Linked DNA regions of Homo sapiens: all the other regions are linked to region 1. Evidence: chromatin loops called from intact Hi-C (ENCODE). Cell type or tissue: PC-9. All regions are shown on one strand. Region 1 has its middle 51 kb from the start of LINC01866. Region 2 has its middle 210 kb from the start of RAD51AP2. Region 3 has its middle 110 kb from the start of CYRIA. Region 4 has its middle 100 kb from the start of LINC01866.

Evidence for each region. A loop is a pair of places that touch in the nucleus more often than their neighbours do. Peaks named below come from ENCODE experiments on the same cell type or tissue, not always from the same donor. Only the 100,000 strongest peaks of a DNase experiment are listed, where the experiment ranks them.
Region 2: a loop joins it to region 1, with 18 times the contacts of the local background. A loop is called at or near these places in 2 of 110 quality-filtered maps.
Region 3: a loop joins it to region 1, with 7 times the contacts of the local background. A loop is called at or near these places in 13 of 110 quality-filtered maps.
Region 4: a loop joins it to region 1, with 5 times the contacts of the local background. A loop is called at or near these places in 2 of 110 quality-filtered maps.

What each region holds. Positions count from the first base shown.
Region 1 is chr2:16,913,001-16,918,000 of GRCh38, forward strand. No RefSeq gene overlaps it. Among named protein-coding and RNA genes, the nearest start is that of LINC01866, 51 kb to the right of the region's middle. In PC-9, a CTCF peak has its summit at 2,218; a DNase peak (open chromatin) is centred at 2,511; H3K4me3 peaks cover 314 bases; H3K27ac peaks cover 2,627 bases.
Region 2 is chr2:17,300,980-17,305,979 of GRCh38, forward strand. No RefSeq gene overlaps it. Among named protein-coding and RNA genes, the nearest start is that of RAD51AP2, 210 kb to the right of the region's middle. In PC-9, no CTCF peak of the experiment used is centred here; DNase peaks (open chromatin) are centred at 2,312 and 2,722; H3K4me3 peaks cover 753 bases; H3K27ac peaks cover 2,708 bases.
Region 3 is chr2:16,770,440-16,775,439 of GRCh38, forward strand. No RefSeq gene overlaps it. Among named protein-coding and RNA genes, the nearest start is that of CYRIA, 110 kb to the left of the region's middle. In PC-9, a CTCF peak has its summit at 2,854 (motif pointing right); a DNase peak (open chromatin) is centred at 2,842.
Region 4 is chr2:16,859,501-16,864,500 of GRCh38, forward strand. No RefSeq gene overlaps it. Among named protein-coding and RNA genes, the nearest start is that of LINC01866, 100 kb to the right of the region's middle. In PC-9, no CTCF peak of the experiment used is centred here; DNase peaks (open chromatin) are centred at 1,311 and 2,231; H3K27ac peaks cover 1,855 bases.

The sequences.
Region 1 (5,000 bases):
CTGTCCTACTTCAAGGATATATCAACTTTGTGGCTTTGTGTCATAATCTTATTCGGAGAGAACTTGATTGCTTTTTGCTTCTGCAAGATATCACACTGGCCCACTACATTGATGACATTATGCTGATTGGATCCAGTGGACCAAGGAGTAGCAAACGCACTGGACTTGGTGAGACATTTGAGTGCCAGAGAATGGGAAATAAATGTGACTGAAATTCAGGGAACTTCCATCTCAGTAAAATTTCTACAGGTCCAGTGATGTGGGACCTGTTGAGATATTCCTTCTAAGATAAAGGATAAGCTGCTGCATTTGGCCTCTCCTACAACCAAGAAAGAGGCACAATGCCTAGTGCACCTATTTGGATTTTGGAGGCAACACATTCCTCATTTGGGTGTGCTACTCTAGCCCATTTATCTAGTGACCCGAGAGACTGCCAATTTTGAGTGGGGCCCAGAACAGGAGAAGGCTCTGCAACAGGTCCAGGCTGCTGTGCAAGCTGCTCTGCCATTTGGGACATATAACATAGCAGATCCAATGGTGCTTGAGGTATCAGTGGCAGATAGACATGTTGTTGGAGCCTTTGGCAAGCTCCCATAGGTGAATCACAGCAGAGGCCTCTAGGATTTTGGAGCAAGACCATGCCACCTTCTGCAGATACTACTCTCCTTTTGAGAGACAGATCTTGGCCTGTTACTGGGCTTTGGTGGAAACTGAACGTTTGACTGTGGATCATCAAGTCACTGTGAGACCTGAACTGCCTATCATAAACTGGGTGCTTTCTGACCCATCTTGCCATAAAGTGGGTCATGCACAACAGCATTCCATCATCAAATGGAAGTGGTATATATGTGATTGGGCTGGAGCAGGCCCTGAAGGCACAAGTAAGTTACATGAGGAAGTGACTCAAATGCCCATGGTCTCCACTCCTGCCACCCTGCCTTCTCTCCCAAAACCTGCACTGATGGCCTCATGGGGAGTTCTCTATGATCAGTTGACAGAGGAAGAGATGACTAGGGCCTGGTTCACAGATGGTTTTGCATGATATTCAGGCACCCCCCGAAAGTGGACAGCTGCAGCACTACAGCCCCTTTCTAGGACATCCCTGAAGGACAGCACTGAAGGTAAATCTTCCCAGTGGGCAGAACTTCAAGCAATGAACCTGGTTGTGCAGTTTACGTGGAGGGAGATATGGCCAGATGTGTGATTATATACTGATTCATGGGCTATAGCCAGTGGCTTGGCTGGACAGTTGGGGACTTGGAAGAAGCATGATTGGAAAATTGGTGACAAAGAAATTTGGGGAAGAAGTATGTGGATGGACCTCTTTCAGTGTTCAAAAACTGTGAAGATATTTGTATTCCATGTGAGTGATCACCAGCGGGTGACCTCAGTGGAGGTGGAATTTAATAATAAAGTGGATAGGATGACTTATTCTGTGGATACCACTCAGCCTCTTTCCCTAGCCATCCCTGTCATTGCCCAATGGGCCCATGAACAAAGTGGCCAAGGTGGCAGGGACGGAGGTGAGGCATGGACTTTCACTCACCAAGGCTGACCTGGCTATGGCCATTGCCACTGCTGAGTGCCCAATTTGCCAGCAGCAGAGACCAACACTCAGCCCTTGATATATCACCGTTCATCAGGGTGATCAGCCAGCTACCTGGTGGCAGGTGGATTACATTGGAGCTCTTCCATCAAGGAAAGGACAGAGGTTTGTCCTCACTGGAATATAGACACTTACTCCAGATATGGGTTTGCCTATCCTGCACACAATGCTTCTGCTAAGACTACTATCTGTGAACTCACAGAATGCCTTATCCATTGTCATGGTATTCCACACAGCATTGCCTGTGACCAAGGCACTCACTTTAGAGCTAAAGAAGTGTGGCAGTAGGCTCATGCTCATGGAATTCACTGGTCTTACCATGTTCCCCATCATCCTGAAGCAGCTGGATTGATAGAACGGTGGAATGGCCTTTTGAAGTCACAATTACAATGCCAACCAGGTGACAATACATTGCAGGGCTGGGGCAAAGTTCTCCAGAAGGCTGTGTATGCTCTGAATCAGCGTCTAATATATGGTATTATTTCTCCCATAGTCAGGATTCATGGGTCCAGGAATCAAAGGGTAGAAGTGGAAGGGGCATCACTCACCATCACCCCTAGTGATTCACTAGCAAAATTGTTGCTTTCTGTTCTCGCGACATTATGTTCTGCTGGCCTAGAGGTTTTCATTCCAGAGGGAGCAATGCTGCCACCAGGAGACACAATAACAATTCCGCCAAACTGGGAGTTAAGATTGCCACCTGGACACTTTGGGCTTCTCCTACCTTTAAGTAACAGGCTAAGAAGGGAGTTAAAAGGTTAGCTGGGGTGATTGACCTGGACTATCAAGATGAAATCAGTCTACTTCTCCAGGACTGGGTGAGGAAGGGTATGCATGGAATGCAGGAGATCCAGTAGGGCGTCTCTTAGTATTACCATGTCCTGTGATTAAGGTCAATGGGAAACTACAACAGCCCAATACAGGCAGGACTACAAATGACCCAGACCCTTCAGGAATGAAAGTTTGAGTCACTCTACCAGAAAAAAAGCCACGACCTGCTGAGGTGCTTGCTGAAGGCAAAGGGAATACAGAATGGGTGGTAGAAGGTAGTCATAAATACCAGCTATGACCACGTGACCAGCTGCAGCAAGGAGGACTGTTATTTTCATGAGTATTTCCTCCTTCCTTTTTAAAAAACATGTTTGTGCATGTGTACATTGTACAAATGGATGAAGAAAATATCTTCATTTTATTTCCTTTTCTGTTATCATGTGACATGAGATTTATTGACTTCACATCAGCATTTAAGTATTGTTAACTTTATGTAATAGTATTTGGGTTGGGGATTGGTGCTTTTCCAGTTGTACGATGAATAGTTGTATTACGTTAGGCATAATTATGACTTATTATTGTCTTTATTTGAAGATTATGTATGATCTCAGGAGATGTGTATGGGTTCAAGTTAACAAGGGGTGGACTTGTGATGGTTAATACTGAGTGTCCACTTGATTGGACTGAAGGATGCAATCTTGATTCTGGGTGTGTCTGTAGGGTGTTGCCAAAAGAGATTAACATTTGAGTTAGTGGGCGGAGTCTTCAGTTTTGGGACTCAGACTGGCTCTCCTTGCTCCTCAGCTTGCAGACAGCCTATTGCGGGACCTTGTGATCATGTAAGTTAATACTTAACAAACTCCCCTTTATATACCTATAATACACGTATCCTAATAGAACCCTGACTAATACAGCTACATTAGCGCTGCATTGTATTAAGGACCCTAATCCTTCAAGCTTATGGCTCTGCCATGTGACTGCCATTCCCACGGTGACCTCTTCATCAAGGATGGCTACCCCAACCACATTAAAGCCAGCAGAAAGAGTTGGACAGATCATTTCCCCTTACATCATTTTGGCCGTAACTTAGTCATACAGACATACCTAAATTCAAAGGAAGCTAGCAATGTAGTCTGTATTCTAGATGGCCATATACACAGATAAAATATGCAAATTCTATTACCAAGAAAGAAGGGAACAGCAGATATTGGGGGATATATAGTTGTCTTTAACGCAAATAAATTAATGTGTATTTCATTTCTTTTATCCCTCATAGAATACAGTGTTGGAGCAGGGTAATATTAGATATTAAATTAAATGCATGGTAATCCATATAGTAGTTGATTGCCTGTGTGAGAAGATCTTATGAAATTTCCCTTTGATTATTTCCAAGGGACAGATAAGGCAAAGTCATGCTTCTCTAGCAGTCTCTGAAGAATGGAAAGCTTTTCAATTTGAGATAGAGTTTACTAGAAGTAAGATGAATTGAAAAGATGAAGGTTAAAGGCCAGAAATGTGTTGAATGACAACAGTAATGAGAACAATTATCCCTAAAAAGGAGTAAGGGAGTGATGTGGATTGGGTATGGACTCAATGGGTGTCAGAAAATGTAAAAAGGCAATACAGAGGAAGTTAGGAAAGTTAACTAGATTTTTTTGTGCTGATACAAATTGACCATGCCCATCCTGCAATATGTCATATACGCTTCTAATACATTTTTAATTAAAGTCAGCATGATGTATTAAAACAAAGCATAATAATAATAAAATTTTAAAAAATGTAAACTTTTACAATCATTGAAAGGCAAAAATAAAATAAAACAAAATAAAATACAGTTGATCCTTAATATCTGTGGTACATTTATTCCAGGACGCCCCTCTTCACCCTCCAGATACCAAAGTCTATAGATGCTCAAGTCACTAATATAAAATGGTGTAGTATTTGCATATAACCTATGCACATCCTCTCATAGACTTTATTTCTAATTAATTTTATTATTTTTAATTTTTGTGGGTACATAGTATGTATTTATATGTGTATATATATACATATATATGGGGTACATTACATGTTTTGATATAGTGATAGCTTAACAGGATGACTATAGTCAATAATAACTTGATTGTACATTTTAAATAAGAGTGCAATTGGATTGTTTGTAACTCCTGTATACTTTAAATCATCTCCAGTTTACTAATACCTAATACAATGTAAATGCAAGGTAAATAATTGTTATACTGTATTGTTTAAGGGATAATGACAAGAAATAAAGTCTGTACATGTTCACTGCAGAAGCAGCCATCCATTCTTCTTTTTAAAAAAATATTTTTGACTAGTGGATACACAGGCTGACTGTATTCTCAAAATATGCAATAAAATTTCCTCAAAGACAGAATAAACTGAATGGAACAAATAGCTCCAGAGCCAGAGGGAACACCTTAAAGTAACCTTGTTTAAACTTGCAGCATCTTTGCTATTATGCCTTTTTATTTGTGTTTAACTTTAAAAATCACCAAAATTTAAAAAATTTAAAATGTATTCCAATAAATATTTTAAGCTTAAAATTTCACCATAAATTTGACATATCCTTGTCAATAAATTTCAAATATGAAATTCCAGAAAG
Region 2 (5,000 bases), 390 kb after region 1:
CATAGAAAGGACGTTAATAGTCACCATTCCAACTCTCAGCATGATGACATCCTTTCCTCTCTACCATTTCCAGAAATGAACAGCCAGCCCTTGCCTGGTAGCCCCCTACCCTGGGATGCTCCCCATCAGCCAGCATTGGACAGCTCTGACTGTCAGTGTCTCCTCACTGGTCCTGGTCTTGCCCTCAAGGCTGCACAGAGCTGGGCCCCGTTTCTGGCCAAGGAAGGTCCTTCAAAATGGTGCAATGTGCTCTCAAACTCCCTGCCCCAAGCCATCTTCTCCAATGTAATCTCCCCATTTCTTAAGCCACTCCCCACGTAACTAAATCAGGACTGCCCAGAAGGCAAGAACAATGCTCCCCTCTCTTGTCCTGAGTTTGGCTACTTGAAGGAAGCAGCCACCAACAGGCATGGCACTTCACCTCCCATTCCTCCTGATGCTCTTCCCATAAAACCTCAAGCCCTGATTTGGGCTTTCAGGCTTTGTTGTCTTCCTTTATCCCAGCCTGAGAGCTATCCACTTCAGAAGTCTCATTCCTTTCCATGCCCAGGTTTCCACTTTCCTCAAGGAAGCAGTCCCTCCTCCCATTCACCTCCCCTCTCTAACAACTTCCGTTCAGATCCAAATTACTTCTGTTGAGCCCCTCTAGCATTCTTCCTCCCATTCACCTTCCCTCTCTAACAACGTCCATTCAGATTCAGATTAGTTCTGTTGAGCCCCTATAGTATTCTTAATTCCTCTTGCAGCTCTAGGATTCCTGGATTAGATACTCACAACTCATCTATCCAAAGCCCACTAGGGAGCATTGCCTTAAGGAAAAGAGAGTCCCTTTCCTTCCCAGCTATGCAAATATTCTCTCCACTCTATTTCTTTAAACCAGGCCCAGTCCCATGGATTTCTCCATAGTAGGCCAATAAAAATGGGTATTGGACATTCCATCCCCATTGGTGGTAAATGTCTCCAGCCTCCCCCATTATTTTATACTCCTTTTCTACTTCTGAAGCTATTATTCATCTCTCAGTATCCCAACATCCAGAATCTGCCCCACACTAGTTATTCCTTGGAATAAGGCCCAGATTGGCCTTTCAACACAGTTCTAGTCTTCTTTCTCTGACAAGGTGTGTGTTCACCCACCCTACGGTGTTAGCTCCCCTGCTCAGCTACCCTGCAGTTTGGACTGAGAGGTCATCCATAGCACCCCTATGCATGGCATCCAACACTGCCACACAGATTTGAGTCCCTTTAAGCTGTGACACCAAAGGAAAAACTTGTATGGAAGTTATAAGCAGTTGTCCTAACAGGCTTCTTTAGGTCAGTGGAAGCTTCTCACTGAGTTTCTAGCCCTTGTTCTTTGCTGATGCTATTGCCTGTTTTCCAGGCAGATAGGCTAATTTCTGAAGCCTAACACAAGGGCAAAGTACCCACTGTGCAGCCAGAACGACTAGCCTCCCCCTCCTCATGATTAGCCTCAAGGAGCTGCTATGCATTCTGCAGCTGCATTTCCAGGATGCAGGCCAGAAGGGCTGACAGCCACTTAAAGAAACCTCAGCATGGCCAAATGGGAGGTCCTCTCATTCACTATGTGTAGATTAGTTACACCTAGTGATATTTGGGCTAGAACTTTTTGTTTTCATTTTCAGAGGTAAAAATCACCTGATTATCAAAAATATACATGTAGCATTTTAAACAGTAGTCTAATAATAGTTGACGCATCACACAGAAGACATTAGATATAGATTATGTTCTGGAATTTTAGTCTAATCATAAGTCCCTATTTCAAAATATTTAGCTGAAAACCTAGGCAAGAGAGTAAGGGTCTATGGGAGGACAAAATGAAAGCAGAGCCTTGATGTCTTAAGCAGTTTCATCGCTAGAAGGGCACATGTTGTTACAATTTTTAGTCACCAATGTAATATTGGCTCATTGAAAAGAAAAGGAGAAAAAAAAAAAAAAGACCAGTGCCTCATCTCTTTATATACAGCTCATCACCTAGAGATTGAGTGTGCCTTAAATGTTGATGCCTCATCATTAGCATAGCCAAACCTAAAGTAGGTGCTTCTTACATGGTCACTGAATTGATTCTCTTTGCTTACTTAAATAGCGAATGACCCAGGACTAGAGGGTGCTTTGCTGTTATTTTTACCTGAGTTTACCGGACTTGACTCAATACAAACCTGTGATCAGCCAGACTACCTGGCTGTGCCCTTCTCCATTGCAATGTATGATCTGACAAAGGGAAAGAATCTATTTTAGGATCTCCCACATCCGCTGTGGTTCTGAGTAATGCCTGAGACTTGCTATCTAGCAATTAAGCAAGAAAATATGAGAAATCATATTTACATTTTCCACACTGTTGAGCTTCCTATACCTAACCTTGAACACTTAATACTATGCTGCATTATGATTCATCGAGGAGCAATGGTTTTATTTATAAAACTAGGAAACAAAGCTTAACTCTAAGATGGCTATCTTAAAAGAGAAAGGAGAATAAAATATGCATTTGAAAATTGTCATTGATGAAAAATGAAAAACAAACTATTTCTGTTATGAAAGTGAGCGTTTCAGATCTCTCTTTTCTTGCTTCCTAAACTTCACCAAAATACAACAATGATCCTAACTTTTTATTTTCATTGGACTCATTCATCTGGGAAACCCTTGACCTAACAGCCACATGCTCAAAGTCTAGCCTCCTTCCAGGTTCAGCTTCCATACCACTTTTTCCATGGAGCCTTCTCTGCCCAGCTCTGCCTTGCCCTCCTTCCTTGTGCTTCTCATCTGCCATTCAGCTTGCCCAGTGTCGGCATACTGCTCCCAATATGTTAGTTTTCTGCCACTATTCATTGACATCTCACATCTTCCCTCCAAACTGAGCACTAATTCAAGGGTTTATTTCTCTGAACTATAGCCCAAAACATTGTAGTCACTCAGTCAGTAGACATTGTTGACATATATTTCACATATTGTGTTTATTGTATTTCACTTATGTATATTTAGGATGCAGCATTTAAAGATATCCAGGCCAGGCACAGTGGCTCATACATGTAATCACAGCACTTTGGGAGGCCAAGGTGGGAGGATAACTTGAAGCCAGAAATTCAAGACTAGCCTGGGCAATAGAGTGAGACCACCACCTCCACAAAATATTAAATAAAAATTTGACTGTGTGTGGTGGCACATACCTGTAGTCCCAGCTACTTGGGGGGCTGAAATGGGAGCATTGCTTGAGCTCAGGAGTTCAAGGCTGCAGTGAGCTGTGGTCGCATCACTGCATTCCAGCCTGAGCAACAGAGTGAAAACTTGTCTCTAAATAAATAGACAAATAAAGATATCCGATTTTCTTTAGAACATAAGGCAGAAGAATGGCTACTCTTATTGAAGGTAATATCCATTTGTTTGTTTGTTTGTTTGTTTGTTTGTTTGTTTTGAGATGGAGTCTTGCTCTGTCGCCCAGGCTGGAGTGCAGTGGCACGATCTCTGCTCACTGCAACCTCCGCCTCCTGGGTTCTAGCAATTCTTCTGCCTGAGCCTCCCAAGTAGCTGGGACTACAGGCACGCACCACCATGCCCGGCTAATTTTTGTACTTTTAGTAGAGATAGAGTTTCACCATATCGGCCAGGCTGGACTCGAACTCCTGACCTCGTGATCTGCCCGCCTCAGCCTCTCAAAGTGCCGGGATTACAGGTGTGAGCCACCACACCCGGCCTGTAATATGGTTTTTAAAGGGTTGCCTGTTTAACTTGGGAAACCTATTTATAATCAAATGTTATTTTATGCATTTATGGTCAGTCGACCCAGAAGAAGACAGGACAGGCATAGACAAGGATGAGCGGGGTATGATAGTGAACTGGTAATTTCGGTAGATGCCATTTTTAAAGCTCTTTTAATGATTAGAGTATGTTCTTTGAGTAAATATGGCTACCTGGTTAAATATTAGCTCTTCACAGGCTAGCAGATGAGAGTGGTGTTTAATTCTTACTTCTCTGCCATTTTCTAAATGATCAAAAATTAAATCTTGATTCTAGTGCAATGATTCTCAACATAGCTTACTTCACTTTAGAATCATCTTGGATGATTTGAAAACGTACAAATTATCACACCCTATCTCCAGAGATTTGTTTTCAATTGATCTGGGCATCAGTATCTGCTAAAAGTTCCCAAGGTGATTTTAATGTGTAAGTAGAATTGAAAACCACTGATATAGTGTTTGATTTATTGATTCCCCACTCCAAGCTGTGCTTATTCTCTGTCCTAAATACTCCAAAGATTAGAAGCAATAATAAGGCCTCCATGTGGCTTCAGAAAATGGGGATTTATTATGTTTCAACAAAAAGATATGGTATTCAAAGATATGGTAGGCTAGGCAAATGCTCAATGACACTTCCAGAAGTCTGGGTCCCTTGAGTCTTGGCCCTTTCTTCTCCTGCACAGAGCCATACTGTGGCTGCTGGGATCAATGCCTGTGGTTCTGGAAATCGATCCAGGAAAGATTTCTTTGGTAGAGAGATGGCAGTCCTTACCCCCTAGCAAAATGTCACTAAAGCATCTCTAGGCAATTCAGTCTTCATCACTTCTGAAAGGTGAGATCTTGAAACTATGGTTTCATACTATGAAAAACTCTGGCTCTTGTCGAAAGTAAAGGAAAGGCCATTTCTGGTGTCAAGTGTTCCCTTGAACAGTACACAGTTGGAACAAGAAATGGGAGGCAGAGAGAGGGGGACTTACTGGGCAAACACAAATTTCTGGTTGACCAAACTTCAGACAAAAGAGCAGAAAGGATCTCTACCTGCCACATGGAAGTGAACTTAAACTGCCCGATGGGAGGCTGAAATCTTCCAGAAAAAATAATAGGTCTGTTTTCTTGTTGCATGAGAAAAATCACCCTTGAAGGTTTGGGTCCATTCATAGTTGCCTTGGTTACAAGGGGCCTATTTCTTATAAGGAGAAAACATAAAACGGATTCAAAATGGTCCATTCTCTATGTGAGATGATTAAAAGGAAA
Region 3 (5,000 bases), 140 kb before region 1:
CTAGTCCATGAATGAACACAACATCACTGTAAGGGTGGATTTGGGGGGTTACAAGTAAATTTGTGCAAGTAGACAAATTTGCAAATATGCAATCTGTCAATAATGAAGATGGTCTGCATATGGAAAACCTGCTCTGTGAAGTCACTGAGTCAAGCCTGGGGAAGAGGCTGCTCAGGGACCAGCCCTGCCCTTGAAGGTGTATCTGTCAGAGGCAGCAAAAGGAATGACAGCACAGGCTCCTAAGGGGTTACATTCTGGAAGGAAAAAATGTTTGGGGAACACAGAGGTGGCTTCCAGTAAGAATTTTCATTCTAGTTGTGGTTCAGGGTCACTGTTTCAGTCTTTACTTACAGTCTCTACTGAGGGATGATTGAGTTTTGGATCCAAAGGTATCCTGGGCATAGGCTGAAAAAAGCCCAACTCTAAAGTTGGTGGTGGTGGTGTTTGGATTCAACCAGATGCTTATTTCTGGTTGAATAAGCAGTTGGTGGAGCTCTGAAAGCAGGTGGAGCTCAAATCGCCACCGCTCTGACGGCCTGCTGTATACCAAGCATGCTAGGTGTTGTGGATGTGCAGTATTGGGACCAAGGCAACTCCTTCTCCAGGGAGTCTCCCCTGGGGGTGACAGGGGAGGCACAGGCATACCCCGCATTGCTATCATAACTGGATGAGAGAGAGAGGTCTGGGGCTCCGGAAGGAGAGAGGTTGTTTCTAGATGGGGATATCTGGGAAGGTTTCAGGCCACAGGTCGTGTTTGATCTGGGCCTTTAATATAAGAAATGTTTTCATACATTGCAGTGAGTGAAGGAATGTTTCAATCACAGGAGACATAGGTTACATAGTTCATTGTTTCTCATCCTTTCAAAAAGCATGACCCTATAATTCTAACTGACTCTTTTTTCTTTTTAATTATGAAAAACTGTCGAGCTTAGTTTTCTATATTTTGTTTTATGAAAACAGTAATTGCACTGTTAGCTTCATGTTTCCTCTCCCCAGCACCTCTTCTCCCCATGACAATGATACTGTCTCATCCCCATCTCCAAGACCAGTCACAGGAGACAGTGTGCTCCTAGATGGCAGGGGAGGATGTCAGCTTCAGCTCTGTGCTCCCTGAACGTAGCACAGGACCTGGCCCACAGCAAATGCTTAGGAAGTGTTTGCTGGTAGAAAAGATAAATGGGAAGAAGGAAGGAAGGAGAGGAGGAGGGAAGGAAGACAAGAAGGGAATAAAGAAGAATTAAAAAGAAAAGAAAAAATGATAGGCAACCACGTGGCCTCTAAATGCACTACTTGAATCAAAATCACCTTGAATCTTTGTCTAATCAGTAAGTGCAGAGTATCTGCTATGCCTGATGGAGATTCTGCTGCAAAGCTGTCAGGGATGGGTCAGGAAGTCTGTATTTTAAATAGCACAGATCCTCCAGAATCCACAGGGGATTCTGATGGACAGCCAGGTTTGGGGACCACTTATGCAGATACAGGATGTGAGATCATTAATAGTATCATTGCATCAGTGTTACAAGTTGTCAAGAATGGGCTTCCCCCACCTGCCTTCATATACCTGCCAGTATCACAGGTGTTGCAGGAAGAATGAGCGCTGCTATAGATGCAAAAGTGTGCCTGCAGCTCTGTGGGCCCCTTTCTGCTCTCTGCAGCTGATCACCTCTGGGGACAGGGGAATTGGATGACCTTAGAGAAAGCTCCCTTGTACTCTTGTGCTTTGAACATTTTTTTCCCATGTATGTCCTCAAGTTGCCTACGCATCTTGTAAAGTGCAGGTCTTTGGGGTCCATTCTAAAGCTGAAATTTCCAAAATGGAGCCTTCCCTATGATAAGGTATGAGAGGTTATTGACACAGGCGCTCACTATTTGATACGCAGGTGTTTAATATTTGATCGAAGGCAATACTTCCCAATGCCTGGATGTTTGATCTCCAGTGCAGCCTGCTCTCATGATCCATTAGGGTGCAAACAAACATTAGAACTTGTAATTATATTTTTTATCTCATCCACTATGTAAAAAAAAAAAATGAAATGGGTGTGGCATCAGCAATGGCACAAGCATCCCCTTGCTCTGAGCCCCTCCCATTTCTCACCTGGATAAAGGCAGTAGCTCCTGACTGGGCTCTGCTTCTGCCCTTGCCCCCTGCCCCACAGTATTCATCTTCTCTCACAGGCACAAAGGATACATTTAAAACATCAGTAGGGTTAAGCCACACCTTTCTCAAAGTCTTCTGATGACTTTATTTCACCCAGTTAAAGTCAAAGTCCTTAAGGCCCAATGCGATCTGTCCCTCTGTGTCCTCTCTGACTTCCTCTCTTCCCTCAGGGGTGGCTTACTCCACTGCAGCCACAGAGGTCTCCTCTGCTCCACAAACATGGCAGGCACACCCTGCTCAGAGCCTTTGCGCTGGCTGTGTCCTGTAACCGGGGGCCTGAACTGTAAACACCCACGTGCCTGACTCTGTCACCTCCTCAGGTCATATTTAAACATTATCTTCTCAACCTGCCCCAGTTACCCTCAACCCCCCTTACATAATGCATGGCACATGCCAGGAACTCAATCAATTCACTACATAATATTTATTGAAGAATTGATTGAATTAATAGCTATATTTTACATTCAGTGAATAATATACTGAAGTTATAATGCATGCAACTTAGCGATAAATCACACATATTTAGTTAGATGGTCAGTTTCTTTTCTTCTTTTTTTTTTTCCTCTTGGAGAGAGTCATTGAGTCATTTAATGAACATTGGCTCAGGTGTCTGGGAAATGATTCTCTGATAATCTTCGACGTGTTTCTAACTGTGTCCAGGAGATGGTGCTCATTCCCAACAAGACACGCCGTAGCAGGCACAGGGCTGAGCCTCTCAGTCTTGGTGCTTTTTCGTCTTGCTACTTTTGTCATATGAGGAATGATAGATGGCTCTGGTACCATTGTGTGACTTAGCCATGCTGGTAATTGAATAATTGTACCCCCAAAATTCCTACCTCTGGAGAAGGACTTGAGATCATTGTTTTGCGGATGTCAGCTGCCCGTGCCAGGACTGAGTGTATATTGGGGGGGACTCCCTGTGCCCCAGTGGCTCTGCAGCCCCTTTTGTTAGAGTGCTCTTCCCAGTGTAATGCCACAGACCTTCTCAGGGATCCTTGTGCAAGCAAGACCTATTGCCCTTGTAATGGCTGTTGCTTGCTAAGTACTGGTTACCAGCCAGGCACTGGGAGAAGCCCTTTATGTGCAGAGTCTGATCCTCTCAACCTCCTGGAAGAAAGAGATTTAGAGCTTCATTTTACAGAGAAGGTAACTAAGGCCTCAAAAGATTAATAGCAAATGACATGGAGGGGTTTCTTTCCCAGTAAAGCAAACACAGAAAGTCCCTGTGCTGCTCTTTCCCCTGTGCACAGAAGTCCAAGAAACTAAGAACTCAGAGGAAGGCAAGTTCAGGTTCCATATCCTCCAGGAGTTCTGTATCTGGTGAGAGGGAGAGAGACAGCCACACAGAGAAAGTCTATTTTCAGGCAGCTTGGAATATGTGTTGAGACAAAAATATGGATAACTTGCCAAGGGGGAACTTCATTCAGTACCTACAAGTTTCCATGGAATTTTTTGTTGTCTTATTTTTGCTTTTGCTATTAGAAAAAAACACTGGTTCCCAACTCCTCACGTGAAATTTTCCAGATTAGTGATTTTTACTTGGGATCAAGCTGAATGCAGAGTCTGCTTCAGTGGGTTGGGAATGGAACCTGGGACTCTGAATTTCTAATCACCTGTCATGTGATGCGGATGCTGTGGGTTCAGGGACCCCAATTTGAATAGGAAGAGGTGAGAGAAGTGAATGGCCCAAGGTCTGGCTCATGACTCATGAGCTAAGAATGTTTTTTTGTGTGTGTGTGTGGTTGTTTTCAAACTATTTTTAAAGGGCTGTGGGGGAAAAGAAGAAAGACTATGCAACACATGATATGTGGCCCACAAAACTTAAAATATTTACTATCTGATCCTTTACAGAAAAAGTTTGCAGACCCCTGGGCTAAAGTAAAACTGTTGACCTCTTAATAAACTCCTTTGGAAGAGCAAGTTCTTTTTAATGGTGAGTTTGGAAGAAAGCAAGGCATGCTCAACTCCACCCTTTCTCTGGGATTTCCTGCCTGCAGGGAGCACAGATTCTGGGAGCCTCTTGGTAAGAGTCTCTGTGGAGCCAGGAAGGGGCCTGCGGTCTCCAGTGTTACACTGATGGCATCAGTCTGTCTAGTGATGTATTCAGGAGCCCACATTTCCGTAGACTTAGGTCAAACTCTTCAAACCACCTTATCAATAAAAAGGTTTCTATCTGCTTGATTCTTATTTCTGTATCTTAGTGATTCAGAGATTGAGTTGGAAGGGGAGGAGGAGTGCTCCTTTAGAGCCTCCCAAGCCCCAGTCTTTCCTATTGCCTTCAGGCATTTGTTCTTTGTGTCTGTGTCCTTGTTGGACCCTAGGGCAAGGCTTGCATTCTGGGTCTGACTGACAGATACGTCTTCATGCGTGGCTGCAGACCCACCATCGCATGCTACCAAATAACTCCTGTGTCAGACCATGCCAGTGGCTGACTGTCATATCAGAGGGCTCATTGCCAGTCAGAGTTAGATCTCTGAGCTAGGAAGCTGATGTGCATCCTGGGCGCAGGCAGGCCTTCCCCAGTCTGCAGTCTTCCACATGCTATCTCTGTATGCTCCTCTGGGGAGCAGCCGTCAGCTGCTTTGCAACAGCGGGGCCAGAATCAAGGGAAAGTGGGCCTGATTTCACAAAAGCTGCAGCCATATATTTTTTACTCTTCGAGGTGTAACTATGGTAATGAGATCAGAAGAAAAACCCTCAAATGCACATGGCAGTTTGGGGTACTGGAGAAGGGTTTAATTTTAGAACCTGAGCCTTGCTTCATGGAACAAAGAGCAGTGGAACGGGGCTTGCCACAGAGCTGCCACAGGTGCCTCTCCTTCCAGGACTGCACAGCCTGTCT
Region 4 (5,000 bases), 54 kb before region 1:
TCCCTGCAAAGGACATGAACTCATCAATTTTGATGGCTGCATACTATTCCATGGTGTATATGTGCCACATTTTCTTTAACCAGTCTATGAACAGTGCCACAATAAACATACATGTGCATGTGTCTTTATAGTAGAATGATTTATAACCCTTTGGGAGTATGCCCAGTAACGGGATTGCTGGGTCAAATGGTATTTCTGGTTCTAGATCCTTGAGGAATCACCACACTATCTTCCACAATGGTTGAACTAATTTACACTCCCACCAACAGACTTGGTGTTCCTATTTCTCTACATCCTTGGCAGCATCTGTTGTTCCCTGACTTTTTAATGATCGCCATTCTCACTGGCATGAGATGGTATCTCATTGTGGTTTTGATTTGCATTTCTCTAATGACCAGTGATGATGAGCTTTTTTTGCATATGTTTGTTGGCCACATAAATGTCTTTTTTTGAGAAGTGTCTGTTCATATCCTTTACCCACTTTTTGGTGGTTTTTTTTTTTGTTTGTTTTTTTCTTGTAAATTTGTTTAAGTTCTTTGTAGATTCTGGATATTAGCCTTTTGTCAGACTGATAGACTGCAAAAACTTTCTCCCATTCTGTAAGTTGCCTGTTCACTCTGATGACAGTTTCTTTTGCTGTGCAGAAGCTCTTTAGTTTAATTAGATCCCATTTGTCAATTTTGGCTTTTGTTGCCATTGCTTTTGGTGTTTTAGTCATGAAATCTTTGCCCAGGCCTATGTCCTGAATGGTATTACCTAGGGTTTCTTCTAGGGTTTTTACGGTTTCAGGTCTTAGGTTTAAGTCTTTAATCCATCTTGAGTTAATCATTTGGATTTTGTTATATAAGGTATCCAAGTTAATAAGATAATCCTAATTTGTATTGTTCATTTAAGTAAATCGAGGTGCTGTGATATTAAGTTAGTGTTAGGATAGCATTTAGAAATCAAATTGTTGCATGTCTTGCATTCATTTACTCACCTATTCATTTGTCAAATATATATTTTTTCACCTCTTATATATATGCAAGTATCTGTGTTACATGCCAGGAGAATGCACAAGTGAAGCACACCCTGTCCTTAAATAGTGAGATAAGGATATCAATTAGGTAATTAAATGACTGTCATTCAAAACAGAAATTAGTAAGTACCATAGGAAGAATACAAAGCAAGATTCTTCAAGGGAGAGAGATACAGAGAGAAAAACAGAAATATTTCATATCTTGACCAGGAAATCAGAGAAGAAATTTGATAAAGTATTTTATATAGGCAGGTCCAGAGGGGAGTAGGTGACCTGGCTTTTCATAGAATGTGGTGAGTCATTCTGTAGAAGGCTTGAGATAGTAACTATGGGTAATCACATTGTAGGGAGAGGCTGAAGCTTAATTATGGAGTGCCTCATATCACAAGCTAAGATTTTAAATTTCATCCTATGGTCCACAGAGAAGAGAGCCTCTGAAGTTATCTATATAGGGTAGTTGAATGATTTTGAATGATACGAGTTGTGTTCTAACAGAAAATATTTCAAAAACCTTTTAAATCTGCACAGTTGTAGACTGGATATCACTTCAAAAAGTGAGAGCTTCTTCCAAATCACATTCTATGTACATTCTGGTTCCCTAACCTGAGGTCTGTCCCTGATTCTGATCTGGCACTTTTGTGGCAGTTTGTGTTTGATGATTGCAATTTGTTCAACTTTATCTAATATTCTTCTAATCTCCTGCCTGCCACTGAAATTGATGTGTTTGGTCACGTTTCACAAATGAGGAAGTCAAAATTCTGTGAACTAGTGTGGTCCCTGCTGCCTTCCATGTGGGCAGAGTGAAAATTGGATTTTGCTACCAAAAAACAGGGCAAGCAGCTGCTGAGCCCCAGGGGACCATAAAACCTGCCAGAATCTTTGCTTCTCTCAATCTAAGCATGGCCAAGACCACTTTTTAAATTCTGTGTGAGATCCACTATGCATGAAATTCAATAGTTTCCAAAGATAAATCTGGTTATCATGACCAAATACATCCAAGACTAAGAGAATAAGAATGGATCTTTTTTAAATCAATAATTTTAAGCAAATTAAAAAATATAACTCCTTCAAAAGTTACTTCAATTAAACACCCTTTTGTCACGGCCTTTCTCAGAGTGATGATTCATCAGTGATCACTCACGTCAGTGAGTTTCTTGACCAAGTTAGGAAGAAATAACAGATACAGTGTGAGATTGCAAAATCCATTTCTTCCTGATAAATGCACTGAGTTTTCACTTATCCAGGTTATGTAACAACAGGCAAAATATGTTGAGCTCTTTGGTTTCCAGGGAGAAAGAAACACAAGCATTTCACTCTTGCATGACAAGCCCACAGAAACATATGAATACACACAAATATGTGCAAACACACACACACATACACACACATATATATACATAATGCATACACAACCCGCACACATTTGTATATTATTTTGAAACACATTGCTAACAAAACTCACATGTGTAATTTTGTATACATATACCCTTATGTAAATAAACAGATAATAGGCACACACATGAGGCACATACATGCAGACACATATGAAGGCAAGTACAGAGTAGAAATACAGCATAAATACATAATGCACTCCTTTGAAGTTTTAAAAGAAGACAAGGACAGTATGTAACATTATGTAACATTAAAAATGAATATGTAAGATTAAAAATGAATGTGTAATCACTTTGCTGTTAACTGCAAAAGCATTAATGAGCAGGTTGATATAAGGGGATCTGTTAAACTCATATAAATACCTTGAAGCAGTTTCTTGGTCTAACGTTGACTATAAAAATTATTTGATTAAGAATACATTACATAATCTCTGTATCAGTTTAGTGGGATAACGTATTGTGACAACATCAATTTAAGGGGTCTGGTGAAAATAATGAAGGTGAGAAAGATGCAGGCTGGTGACCACTGACTATGGGACCTGGCATTATAAGACTGAAACCTCAAAAAAATCGAACTTTCAGAAAGTCTGTCCAATTCTCTATGAAATATCAAAATTGCTAACCGTAAAGAAGAATATGAAAACAATAACGACTGATTGTCATCTTACAACTTTCACTGTGATGAGTAAATGTGGGAGAGTGACGTGCTGTGAAGAATATGAGCAATAGTTTCCCCATGTTGAAATAGTCGGCAAGTTCTCCACTCTATGCTATAGTAACAAAAATAGTTCAGGTTTTGCATAACATGCAGAAGAGAGGGAGATAAGATGATGGCAGCATTAATCTTGACCCTATGGTGCACTGGGCTGCGTTCAAGGTGCTTTCATATGTTACCTCATGATAATTTTTTTTTTTTTTGAGATGGAGTTTCTCTCTTGTTGCACAGGCTGGAGTACAATGGTGTGATATCCGCTCACTGCAACCTCTGCCTCTCGGGTTCAAGCGATTCTCCTGCCTCAGCCTCCCGAGTAGCTGGGATTACAGGCATGTGCTGCCACGCCCAGCTGATTTTGTATTTTTAGTAGAGACGGGGTTTCTCCATGTTGGTCAGGCTGGTCTCGAACTCCCAACCTCAGGTGATCTGCCTGCCTTGGCCTTCCAAAGTGCTAGGATTACAGGCGTGAGCCACTGCACCCCGCCCTCAAGATATTTTTGAGATCTAATTTCTATACTCATACATAGTTCTTCTTTAAAAGATAATTTAATATAAACTCAGAAATTTTGAACTCTGTTACTCTCCTTCCACTCTGGACTCTTCCAAGCAAAATGGTATACGACAGATTTTTTTTTTTTTTTTTTGATAGCAATTGTGTGATGTTTTTTTCCCCTGTGTTTAAACAAACATGTCTTCACTTAGAGTGCCCTGTGATAGAGGTAAAAAACATAAAAGATATGTGTCTTTCTGGCTTATATATCTTCAGGAATTTTGAGTTTTGGCATGGGGTACTCTGGAAGCTAGTCTTAGCTTATTTGGAATCTCTAAGTTTCCAATCTAAGGACAAAGACCACAATAGTAACATGCATTACATATATAAGATTCTCACTGCTCCCTATTCTCCATATAGTTCTGGGACATTACAGTCTTCTGCTGAGAGGTGGATGAAATTAATGGCAAAGCATTTGAGGAGTTATTGGCATTGGGAGTTTGTATGTATGAAAACTTTTCTGAGTGAGAATTGGTCTGGGGCATTGAGTAATCCCAAAGGATAGAGAAATGGCAAAATGCTAATCACATTTCTTTGGATTTGGCCAAAGATTCTTATTCTAACAGAAAGTAAAATTCCATCATTGTAGAAAGGGAAAGTGGGAATTTAATTTAGTCTAATAATTATTCCATTGGATATAAGCAAAGAGACTAAAATTATCCCAAATTCTCAAGAGGAGAAATGTTGAACAAATCCATAGAAGAGATGATGTGTCAGTCCATAGGAAGGCTATGCTAGGCACCCACTGGGAGATAAGGAAGGAATCAGAAGACTGAGTCCAGCCTGTTAAGAAGGTTGTGGTACGGTTCAGGGGACAGCAGAAGGGATCCCAGACAACCAGTATATGCTCTAGAAGCTCTGGAAAACAGGAGAGAAATCCTGGGTAGGCGGGGAAGGTTTGCTGGAGGATGTAAAAACTGGGAATAGAACAGTGGGCAGGATTAATCAGAGAGAGGTAAGCAGATCCTAGAATGTTCTTAAGAAAATGGGGTGGGGGGCATTTTGCCTGGCTCCAAAATCAGTTTGGGAGTATTTGAAAATACAAAAACAACAATGTGTATTGTGCATGAGTTATGCACCAATTTTATGTGAGGCACTGCAAGGTTTGTTTTACATATTATGCTGCATAATCCTCAAAACAACTCTGAAAACATAAGCTATTATTCTCACAACACATTGAAAACGTGATGCTTCCTGGGTTTAGTGGCTCACACCTGTAATCTTATCACTTTGTAAGGCCAAGACGGGAGGATCCCTTGAGTCCAGGAGTTCAAGGTTACAGTGAGCTATGATCATGCCATTGCACCCCAGCCTGGGCTACAGAGA